Regions from separate parts of the Mus musculus genome. Here regions 1 and 3 are each linked to region 2. A link is a contact called in ENCODE POLR2A ChIA-PET data. All regions are on one chromosome and are shown on one strand. Each heading gives the region's core, a stretch centred on a gene start or an enhancer-like site at or near the end of the contact. The rest is flanking DNA. Distances are from core to core; before and after follow the strand shown. Region 1 holds the start of Usp5 (ubiquitin specific peptidase 5 (isopeptidase T)). Region 2 holds the start of Ptms (parathymosin). Region 3 holds the start of Spsb2 (splA/ryanodine receptor domain and SOCS box containing 2).

The links. ChIA-PET counts read pairs that join two places held with the same protein, here RNA polymerase II (POLR2A).
Region 1: POLR2A ChIA-PET joins it to region 2 with 42 read pairs in Patski. The contact joins the promoter of Usp5 here to the promoter of Ptms in region 2. POLR2A ChIA-PET finds 5 or more read pairs at or near these places in 4 of 5 experiments (Patski and embryonic stem cell).
Region 3: POLR2A ChIA-PET joins it to region 2 with 10 read pairs in embryonic stem cell. The contact joins the promoter of Spsb2 here to the promoter of Ptms in region 2. POLR2A ChIA-PET finds 5 or more read pairs at or near these places in 4 of 5 experiments (Patski and embryonic stem cell).

What each region holds. Positions count from the first base shown.
Region 1 is chr6:124,827,580-124,830,812 of GRCm38, forward strand. Usp5 (ubiquitin specific peptidase 5 (isopeptidase T)) reads right to left here and starts at 1,905. Exons shown (of 20, transcript NM_001326594.1): 1 at 1,706-1,905. The coding sequence starts at 1,816. It overlaps Cdca3 (cell division cycle associated 3), which reads left to right and starts at 2,597. Exons shown (of 6, transcript NM_013538.5): 1 at 2,597-2,694; 2 at 2,924-3,071. The coding sequence starts at 2,952.
Region 2 is chr6:124,916,221-124,919,651 of GRCm38, forward strand. It overlaps Ptms (parathymosin), which reads right to left and starts at 1,726. Exons shown (of 5, transcript NM_026988.2): 1 at 1,340-1,726. The coding sequence starts at 1,384. It overlaps A230083G16Rik (RIKEN cDNA A230083G16 gene), which reads left to right and starts at 643. Exons shown (of 2, transcript NR_152158.1): 1 at 643-962. It overlaps Gm38896 (a long non-coding RNA gene), which reads left to right and starts at 3,370. Exons shown (of 2, transcript XR_869424.3): 1 at 3,370-3,431.
Region 3 is chr6:124,806,944-124,810,363 of GRCm38, forward strand. It overlaps Spsb2 (splA/ryanodine receptor domain and SOCS box containing 2), which reads left to right and starts at 1,975. Exons shown (of 3, transcript NM_013539.2): 1 at 1,975-2,087; 2 at 2,284-3,026; 3 at 3,326-3,420. The coding sequence starts at 2,363.

The sequences.
Region 1 (3,233 bases), core at 655-3,154, 88 kb before region 2:
TCCAAGGCTTTGAGCCACAGGCATCCTCTTCCTGGGATATAAGTCTTAGAGGCCTTGAAATTTTCTCCACTGTGATAGTAAAGTTAGGACAGTATGGTATCTGAGGCAGTTAGTGGACCAGTAAATTACACTGCACCACTCCTAGAATAGTGTAGACCGCAGTGTTCATTAATAAAGCATTTCTCACCACAAAGCTTAGCTACACTCTCTTGCTTCCATAAAAAGAATGAGAAGATGATCTGACCAGCTTCAGTTTGTTACTACGTCAAGTAGGCTGGAGAGCCCTTGCCTCAGAATGAAAAAGGGAAGGTGCTGGAAAAATTACAAAACAAATAAACAAACAAAAACATTATTTTCCAGTCATATAAAGTACCAAGGAGAGACAAGAACAACTGTCTTGTCTTTAAGTGTAAACACTGACCCACTGATTTCTACCTTTCGTCCCTGGGAGGAAGGTGAGAACACTCAAGTAACTCTTCAGATGAAAATAAAAGGTGCTGGCTTCATCGCTGGTGGAAAACCGTGCCGGGCAATCATCCTTTACTTCTACTAAGGCCAACCTGAGAGAAGCAGAGCTTATCTGGGGCGCTGATCAAAGCCCAGCAAACCAAGCAAAGCACAAATCACAGGACTGGTCCTGAAGTGGGCATCACATTATGCTGCTATACTTGGCACTGGGGATGCATTAATGAAGCCTTTCCAGTCTGACTTGCAGTTTTCAGGCCATGAGCTGGTCTGGCTTAAAGCTCTGGGCAGGGCCCAACAACCGCTAGAGGGGAGGGGTGATGAAGGGGGCGGATCCCAACCAAACTGCGGCCCTTTCAGTTAGGGCCTGAAGGCTCCTCTCTGGCTGAAGATGACACAGGAAGGCAGAACTGCAGGAAGGGAGGTACAAGGTGGAGCCTGCAGAACGTGAAGCACGGTGTGGGTGGCGGCTTTGTCTAACTAGACAAGAGTGGGAGCAAGACGAGAAAGGGGCCTTAGCATCCTCCAAAGAAACCCTTTCTAAGGAATACTTGAGAGAGGGGTTGTCTCGGCAACCTGTGAAGGACGGAGGAATGGGAGGGGTCGCGGCTATAGTTCACTTCAAAGGAAAAAACGACTAGAACTCTCCATTGGGTATTTTTCCTCCTCCCTGACCAATGGCCCACCTCCTCATCCCCTGTCCAAATTAACCACTAGTGGAGGCTATTTAACTCAGTGTTTCTCTAAATCGGACTTCTTCACAGATTGGCATCCTCTTCCAGACTAGAAGCTGCAGGATACATACCTTCCCAATCTCAACCCTTGCCCTGAACAGCGGGGAGTCGCCCCTACTCCTCCCACATGAAACTACAAAACCCGGAGAGCCCTGCGCAACGTGCAAGGCCACATTCAAGGGTTTTTCTGGGAGTCGCCTGGGGGATGTAGTTCGCCGTACGGGTTACAATTCGAACTTAGAATAGGAACTAGGGACATGGCCAACTACAATGCCCATAATGCTTCACGAGACCAGGAGTGGGCAAGGCGAGAGCTGTAGCTTCCGGGAGTGGTAGTCATACTACAGCTACAGAGAATGAAAAGCAAAAGCAGAGAGGTATGGAGAAAACTACAAGTCCCAGGGTGCATCGCAAGGAGGCGGTAGCCCAAGGTTTGCAGGCCTGGCCGAATGACCAGGGCAATGGAAGGAAGTCGTGGTCGTCGCGGGCGTGGGGAATGGGCTTACCGGCGTGTCGAAAGAGAAAGCGCACTCGTCTTTATGGACCCGGTCTCCCGCCTTGGGGACACGGATCGTCGGTAACACTGACAGCAGCGCCTCTTCACTCAGCTCCGCCATGACACCGGCAGCAGCTCCTCCTCACACAGCAGCTCCCACTGTACCTAGTACCGCCCCCCTCCGTCTCTCGCATCCAATGAGCGCGACTCAGTGTGCGCATGCGCTAAAGGCAAGACGCGCGAGATCGGCAGTTGGACCCAGCCTGCCTCCTGGCGCTCCACCCTCTGCCCCCACTCAGCGAATACCAATAAAAAGCGCCGCGGGTACAACTGATGGCCGAAAGGACCAATCCTGCTCTCCCAGGGCAAGTGCTCATGTGGCGGTTCCAGGAGGGCTGGGAGTTGCAGGAGCTGTGATTCAAGGACTCTAGAATGCCTTACGTGCAGAGCAGAAACTGTGAATTGTTTAAACGCATTGATTACTGAAACTTTGCCAAGGACTCGTCCAATCAGAAAGCACTTGTCTTGGTATTTGAAAAGCAGTAGTCAATGAGGCGATTTTGAGAGATGCGTGATAACTCCGTCAACCAATAAGGATGGCTGTTTCGCTTTAGACAAACCATATTAACTCCGTCTCCAGCTGGCTTTGTGCATACAGTCTGATAACTCATTCTATTTTGTTTAATGAAACAGAAAGGCCGAGTGGCACCCATCAAGTCCACCGCTGTCAGGCTGATACTAAACAAAAGTCCCCAGCTCACGGAGCCACCACCGGAGGGCAAGCCAGTCCTCAGCCCATTGGCCAGTCCTCATGATAGACATCCTTCAGACCAATGGCTTTCTGCTCCGGAAGGCGCATTTTCCACAACTGGCCTATGAGAGTCTGCTTCGGCTTAGCCAATAGGGTCGGGGCAGGGGGCGTGGAGGGAAGTTTGAAACTCCGGGCTTTGGGAGTTATTTCTCTAGCTGGTGTTCGGGCAGAGGTCGAGCTGGGGCCCGGTAAGTAATGTGAATGAATTAGTGGTTAAATACGAAGGCTCCCGCAGACCTGACTGCTCTGTTAAAAATCTCCATTCGTTATCCTTGCAGAGTTCTCTGGGCTAGCGACCCGGAGGTTCCTCTGCTGGAAGCTGGGAAGATCGGGTGGGTATGGGGTCAGAGGTCCGACACGGAAGCAGTAAGCTCTGAGTCTCTTCTGACGGACGTCCCTTCCTCTGCATCTGCACAGCCGGGCCCCGTCCCCAGCCCCAGTGGAGATGGGTTCGACTCAGAGCGTCTCAGGCACTCCAGCACGGCCTCTGCCACGCAACAAGCAAGTGGCTCGAGTAGCAGACCCTCGTTCACCTAGTGCTGGCATCCAGCGCACTCCTATTCAGGTATACTGGGCTGGGCTGGGGAATGCAGGGAGGCTGTCTGGATGCGGGCCTCTGCCTAGCTTGTTTACATGAGCCCTCATTCCCACTGCCACTGGAACCCTACTTTCTCCATCCCTCCCCCTTTTATTATTTATTTTTGAGGCTCTAATATAATCTTGTCAT
Region 2 (3,431 bases), core at 476-2,975:
CTCTCCTCCTGGGTCCTGTCCTGGTCACTGTCCTTCCATGATCTCTTGTCCAGGAGGGTATGTGACCTGCCCCCAGCTGCTAAGCAGCTCTCTGGCCTCTCCAGGGGCACAGAAGCTCACCCAGGCTAACACCAACTCACACATCTGCAGGGGAGCACCCACTCACTCTGTAGACACATGGCCCAATGTTTGGGCATTCTGGCACAGTCTCACAGGAGCACACTGTAGCCACTCACAAAGCAACAACATGCCTCCAGGACATCTCAGTCAGTCTCCGCATGCACACATGTAACTGACACGGGCGGTCCCACACACTCGCTGGATCTCAGACATACAAAGACGCCTACTCGGTGAAGTCACATGCCACCGCACAACCCACCGGAGGGCCACACAGGCACACCTTATCAGATCTCACATGTCCCCTCTTCCCACTGCCTTTCATCCTATCAGCTCCCTCCTTCCACTTGGACCTCGAGAACTATACTGCGCCCCCCCCCCCAAAAAAAAAAGACTGGGCTCCCAGCCCCCAAGCCTGGCCGCATTAATTTCCCTAAGCGGCACTCCGCAGTTTCCCTGGGGAAATTAGAGGAAGGCTGAAAGAGAGACAAGGGCAAAGGGATGAGGCCGGGAAAGGCAGCTGCTGAGAGCAAAGATAGCTTGACGTATGGTCAGGCGATGCTGAGCTCCAGCTTTTTCGAAGGCTCGTTTCTCCGTCTTTCTGATTTTTAGAAATTCAACATGAGGGGAGGCGATAATGGAAAAAAAATGGAAATCGGTAGTAGAGGAAGAACAAATGAAGATGGGCAAAAAATTTTTTTAAAAATTAAAAAGGGGGGGTGGAGAGGAGCAGCCCTTCAGGGACGAGGACAGACGGTCGGGCGGCAAGGGGAGGAGCCGAGGAGTAGCCTCCCGGGAGAGTCCTGTTTACACTTGAGGATCCCAAACCGCTTAGCAGAGGAAAGGTGAGGTCATAGTGGCAAGAGACCTGGGGGCTCGGCTCGGACATGGGGCCCGGGAAGCTAGAGGCGCCGCTCTCCGACGAGAAGGCGGACCGGGCAGAGGCGGGCGCGGCAGGCAGGGCACGAGAGGGGTGGGGATGGCGGGGCCGGGCGCAGGCCGGGCGGTGAGGCCCGAGCCACGGCGCGCTGGGCCGCTAGAGGGCGCCGGTGGTGCCGAGCGGGATAGGCAGCGCCGGGCTCCGAGCGGGGGGAGGGCGCAGCGGGGTCCGCGGGGACCGGGCGCCAGGGCCGCTCGGGGCCGTCGGGGGCGACCGGGCGCGAAGGACCGCGCCGATCCCGGGGCCGCCCGGGTGCCGCGCCGCCGCCGCCCCTGCCCGTACCTTGGCACTCAGCTCGGCCGCTGCCTCCACGCTCTTCTCCGACATGGTGCCGGGGCCGGGGCTGGCAGGGAGCCGGGGTCCCGGGGCCGAGGCGGAGGAGCCCTGGACGGCGGAGGGTGGCCGCGGCCGGAACTTGGCGCGGTGGCGGCGGCGGCAGCGGCAGCGACGGCCGCTCGGCAAGCTGGCTCGCTGCAAGAGGCGGCAGAGGCGCGCGGGGTGGGGCGGGGGTGGGTCCCGAGCAGAGACCCGCAGGGCTGCGGCCGTCCGGAGGGCGGGCGGGCGGGCAGGCGGGAGGACGATGCGGGCGGTGGCCGGCGCGCTCCGGTCGCGGTCGCTCGGTCTTGCTCGCCGCCCCCGCACCAGCAGAGCTGCCGCCGACCAGCCGCTGCCGCCCCCGGGAAGGGAACCCGCTTTTAAGGCGGCGCTGCCCGACGGGAGGGGCTTCCCAGGGGTGGGGCAGGCGAGAGCGGGGAGGAGAGGAGAGGGGAGGGGGATGAAAGAGGAGGTTGGAGAGGTGGGGATAGGAGGATGAAAGCGAAGGGCGGGAGAGCGAGCGGGACAGGAGGAAGGACGAGACCGGGCGGGGGAATGGAGAGACTGACGGTTCGGGAGCGAGCGGAGTGGGGCGAGGAGGTGGGAAGGGGTGGGGTTCCTGCGGGGAGACACCGCTCCAAATGCCAGCCTACTGCCTGCAAGCTGGAGTCTGGCTCCTGGGGGCGGACTGGCCAGACTCCTGCTGACCTCCTCCTTTTAGCCCTGGGATTTTGCTAAAGTGGGGGTGCAGGGAGTGGGGCTGTAGATGTAGAGGCTGGGCAGGTATTTGAGAAACCAAAAGCTGAAAGGAGAGGAAGAAGGCTGCAGAGCCACTTCCATTTCTCGCTCCTGTCCGCCTTCTCTAGGTGGCCTTGAGGAGGAAAGTGAGAGTACAAAGGACAGCCTGGGCCTCTCGGCTGGACTTGACATTTGTGGTCCTTGTCGGGTTCCTTCCAGTCTGTTTCGGGGGATGTGAGGGGCCCTCTGATGTTCTCGTCTGCCTCTTTATTCTTCTCTCCTCTTACCTGTCTCACCTCACTTAATTGCCTGGTTCTTGTGTTTCTCTTCACCTCTTCATTCATATAGACCGAGACCCCTCCCTTACAACCATCTACATCTCTTATGTCTCAATTTACTTTGCTCCAGATAACACTGTTTTCTTACCTGATTATCACCTGGCCCTATAAACTTAGCTAATTTTCAACTCTTTCCGATTGTCCTTGTACATTTTCCCTCTCGTAGCTCTTCTCTGTCTTCCCCCCAGTCTTTCTGAATTCAATTGTCCTTTGCACACACGGGCCCAGATACGGGGTTCCTTGTCCTCAGCGCCTCACCCCTAGGTTCAGAATCTTTAGATAATTTTTTGAGAACCCTAAGATTCAGAAAGAGACGGGCTGGCCTGTCAGTCTGAGGCCCGAACGGTGGATGAAGAAGAAGGCTGGGCTTTGGGAAAAGATTGTCTTTGGGGTGTGTGTGTGTGTGTGTGTGTGTGTGTGTGTGTGTGTGTGTGTGTGATCTGTCATTATTACCCCTCACCTTTTCCTAATCATTTTTATTTCCTTAATAAAAAACATCACCTTTAGCCAGATGACCTATTCAGCACTTGGGAAGCTGAGGCAGGAGGATTGCCATTAGTTTGAGGGCATCCTGAGCAATACATCTTGCCCCTTCCCGACCCCCCCCCCCAATTAGAAAAAAAGGGAAGCCATTGTTGGTCTTCCATCATCATTTAGCATGTGAGCGTGTCAACACACCATCGTTTGATCTCTCATACACATCTCCTGGTTTCTCTGACTCTTAATTCAGTTTCTTCGTCTCATAAATCTTTGCGCCCCACCCTGGTTTTTCCTGGCAGGGTTCGGTCCACCTTTTCTCTGAGATCTCTCCATTTCCCCTTTTCAATGCGCTTCTCAGACTTCAGTGACTGATGTCTATAGCAATCTCTCACCATATTCCATCTCTGTACCCTTTCTTGCTTCATTTATCTCCCCTCCCTCACCCCATAACGCCCCCCCCCCCCCAAGCCTCGCTCCCTTTGGGTTGGTCTCTTTCCTCTCCC
Region 3 (3,420 bases), core at 725-3,224, 110 kb before region 2:
GCCCCACCCCCAACCTCACATCAATAACTAATTAAGAAAATGCCTAAGCCAGGAGTGGTGACGCAGGCCTTTAATCCCAGCACTCAGGAGGCAGAGGCAGGTGGATTTCTGAGTTTGAGGTCAGCCTGGTCTACAGAGTGAGTTCCAGGACAGCCAGGGCTATACAGAGAAACCCTGTCTCAAGAAAATGCCACCACTAGATCTGGCTATAAGGCATTTTCTTTCTTTCTTTCTTTCTTTCTTTCTTTCTTTCTTTGTTTTTGTTTTTGTTTTTGTTTTTGTTTTTGTTTGAGACAGGGTTTCTCTGTATAATCCTGGCTGTCCTGGAACTCACTCTGTAGACCAGGCTGGCCTCGAACTCAGAAATCCACCTGCCTCTGCCTCCTGAGTGCTGGGATTAAAGGCGTGCAGCACCATGTCCAACTGGCATTTTCTCAATTAAGGTTCGTTCCTTTCAGATAACTCTAGGTTCTGGGTCAAGCTGACACAAGGCTACACAGCACAGTTTGTATGCCACATTCAGTTCAGAAGACACCCAACCTCCCTGGAACTGGAACTTATGCACATTTGTGAGCTTCCACTTGGGAGTGGGAACCTGAACTGGGTCCTCTGCAAGAGCAGCCGTGCTCTTAACTGCTGAGCCATTTCAGCAGCCTCACATCAGAATTAAGTTAAAATTAGCCGGGTATGAATCATACCCTTAGAATCCTAGCATCTGAAAGCAGAGCTAAGAGAAACAGGGATTCAAGACCAGCTCTTGGCTACAGAGCCCGTCCTGTCCTAGGATGGGCTACAAGAGACTATTTCAAAGCCATCCAAACAACAATAACTACAACAACAACAAGGTTAAAATTAGGCTGGGCACAGGGTACACACCTTTAATGCCAACACTCAGGAGGCAGAGGCAGGCTGATCAGTGTGAGTTTGAGTTCAACGTGGTCTACATAGGGAGTTCTAGGCCAGCAGAGGTTACAGTCTCTCTCTCTCTCTCTCTCTCTCTCTCTCTCTCACACACACACACACACACACACACACACACACACACACACACGGTGGCATTATGGGATTTTTTTGGGATAAGGTTTCTCTGTCTAGCCCTGGCATAGATTCACTCTGTAGACTAGGCTAGCCTTGAACTCAGAGATCCGCCTGCCTCTGCCTCCCAAGTGCTGGGATTATAGGTGTTGCACCACCACTGCCCAGCCACTTTGGGATTTTTGAACTGTTATCAAGAGGCTTTCGAGGAGGTCAAACTTCAACAGCAACCTCTCCATGATAATGTAGCTAATGATCAAACGACACTCAAAACTAACCCTTAAAGCACACATCCACCAGACAGCGTGCCCACTCGTAGTTCCATTACTCAGGAGGCTGAAGCAGGAGGATGAAGGACTAAGGCTTCAGCAACCTAGGGAGCCGCAGGGGACAGTAGTCTCAATCCCTACATTCTCCTGAACACAGGAGCAGGAGTTCAGGAAGGGTGTCAAGGCCGCTTACTGATCTTAGGGCCTCAGGAATGACTAGCTCAGGCAGAGAGAGCAAAGGTCTCCAGTGGAGAAGTCTACACACACACACACACACACACACACACACACACACACACAGAATCCAAGGCGATGACGTCATCAAAGGGTTAATTCTAGTCTGGGATGGGGGGGAGGGTGGGGCACGCAGCTGTCAGGTGGCTTTGGAAAAATAAACTGCTGAAGAGTCTGACGCCAGGGAGTCCTGGGAGGGACAAGAGGTTACCCACTCAAAGAGTGTGCTCCACAAAGCATGCGCGCTTGTCCACGTCTGGAGTCGTCACTTATTTTTTGCCTGGATTCTTTGTAGCCGGTGGGTTCTCAAGGCGGTAAGTGGTGTGGCCGCCGTGGTCTGGGAGGTGACGATAGGGTTAATCGTCCACAGAGCCCAGGGGCGGAGCGCGGGCGGGCGTCCGCAGCCCCGCTGGAGCCGGAAGCAGTGGCTGGTCAGGGGCGCTTCTAGCCTTCCCTATCTGTACTTCCACAGAGGTCTCTGCGAGCTAGGGGGACAGTGAGGTGCGGGGTAGGGGCCCGGCGTTAGAGCCAGCAAGGGGACGGTTCACGGTAAGGTCTGAGGGAGAGAGAGCTCCTGAGAAACTTGGGGGGCGCGACACAGATAGGGTGAAAGCAGAGTGATAGACCTGGGATGGTTAGGGGACCAAGGGAAGACCAGGCTGGTTGGCATACACCGGTGAACGGATGGGAGTCCTAGGGAAAGATGATGCGCCTAACAGTCCTTTCTGTCTCCACACCACTCCAGGGGACGATCCGGAGCTCAACTTTCAAAAGCGAGACGCCCCAGCAAGCCTGTTTTGAGAAGTTCTTCAGCGGCTCTCCTCATGGGCCAGACGGCCCTGGCAAGGGGCAGCAGCAGCACCCCTACCTCGCAGGCTCTGTACTCGGACTTCTCTCCTCCCGAGGGCTTGGAGGAGCTCCTGTCTGCTCCCCCTCCTGACCTGGTTGCCCAACGGCACCACGGCTGGAACCCCAAGGATTGCTCCGAGAACATCGATGTCAAGGAAGGGGGTCTGTGCTTTGAGCGGCGCCCTGTGGCCCAGAGCACTGATGGAGTCCGGGGGAAACGGGGCTATTCGAGAGGTCTGCACGCCTGGGAGATCAGCTGGCCCCTGGAGCAAAGGGGCACACACGCCGTGGTGGGCGTGGCCACCGCCCTCGCCCCGCTGCAGGCTGACCACTATGCGGCGCTTTTGGGCAGCAACAGCGAGTCCTGGGGCTGGGATATTGGGCGGGGAAAATTGTATCATCAGAGTAAGGGCCTCGAGGCCCCCCAGTATCCAGCTGGACCTCAGGGTGAGCAGCTAGTGGTGCCAGAGAGACTGCTGGTGGTTCTGGACATGGAGGAGGGGACTCTTGGCTACTCTATTGGGGGCACGTACCTGGGACCAGCCTTCCGTGGACTGAAGGGGAGGACCCTCTATCCCTCTGTAAGTGCTGTTTGGGGCCAGTGCCAGGTCCGCATCCGCTACATGGGCGAAAGAAGAGGTGAGATACGGACTAGGTGTGGGGAGATCACTACTCTTGGCAATGGTTTGGGCTGGAAACTCATGGTTGGAGCACAGGAAGTAGGCTTCTTGTCACTTTGGCCTGTCACTTAGATGGCCTTGGATCTAGCTTCACTCCCAATCCCTATTGGATGTGATGCACAAATTCAGAGCCTTTGGGTCTCCCTCAGCTGAGGTGGCGGTGGAAATGGAGGAAGAAGGAAGGGTGCCTGAGCAGGATCTCAAGTTCAAGGATGCCTGGAGTTGCTTACTTACCTTGTCTTCCTTCTCTCTCCGCAGTGGAGGAACCACAATCCCTTCTGCACCTGAGCCGCCTGTGTGTGCGCCATGCTCTGGGGGACACCCGGCTGGGTCAAATATCCACTCTGCCTTTG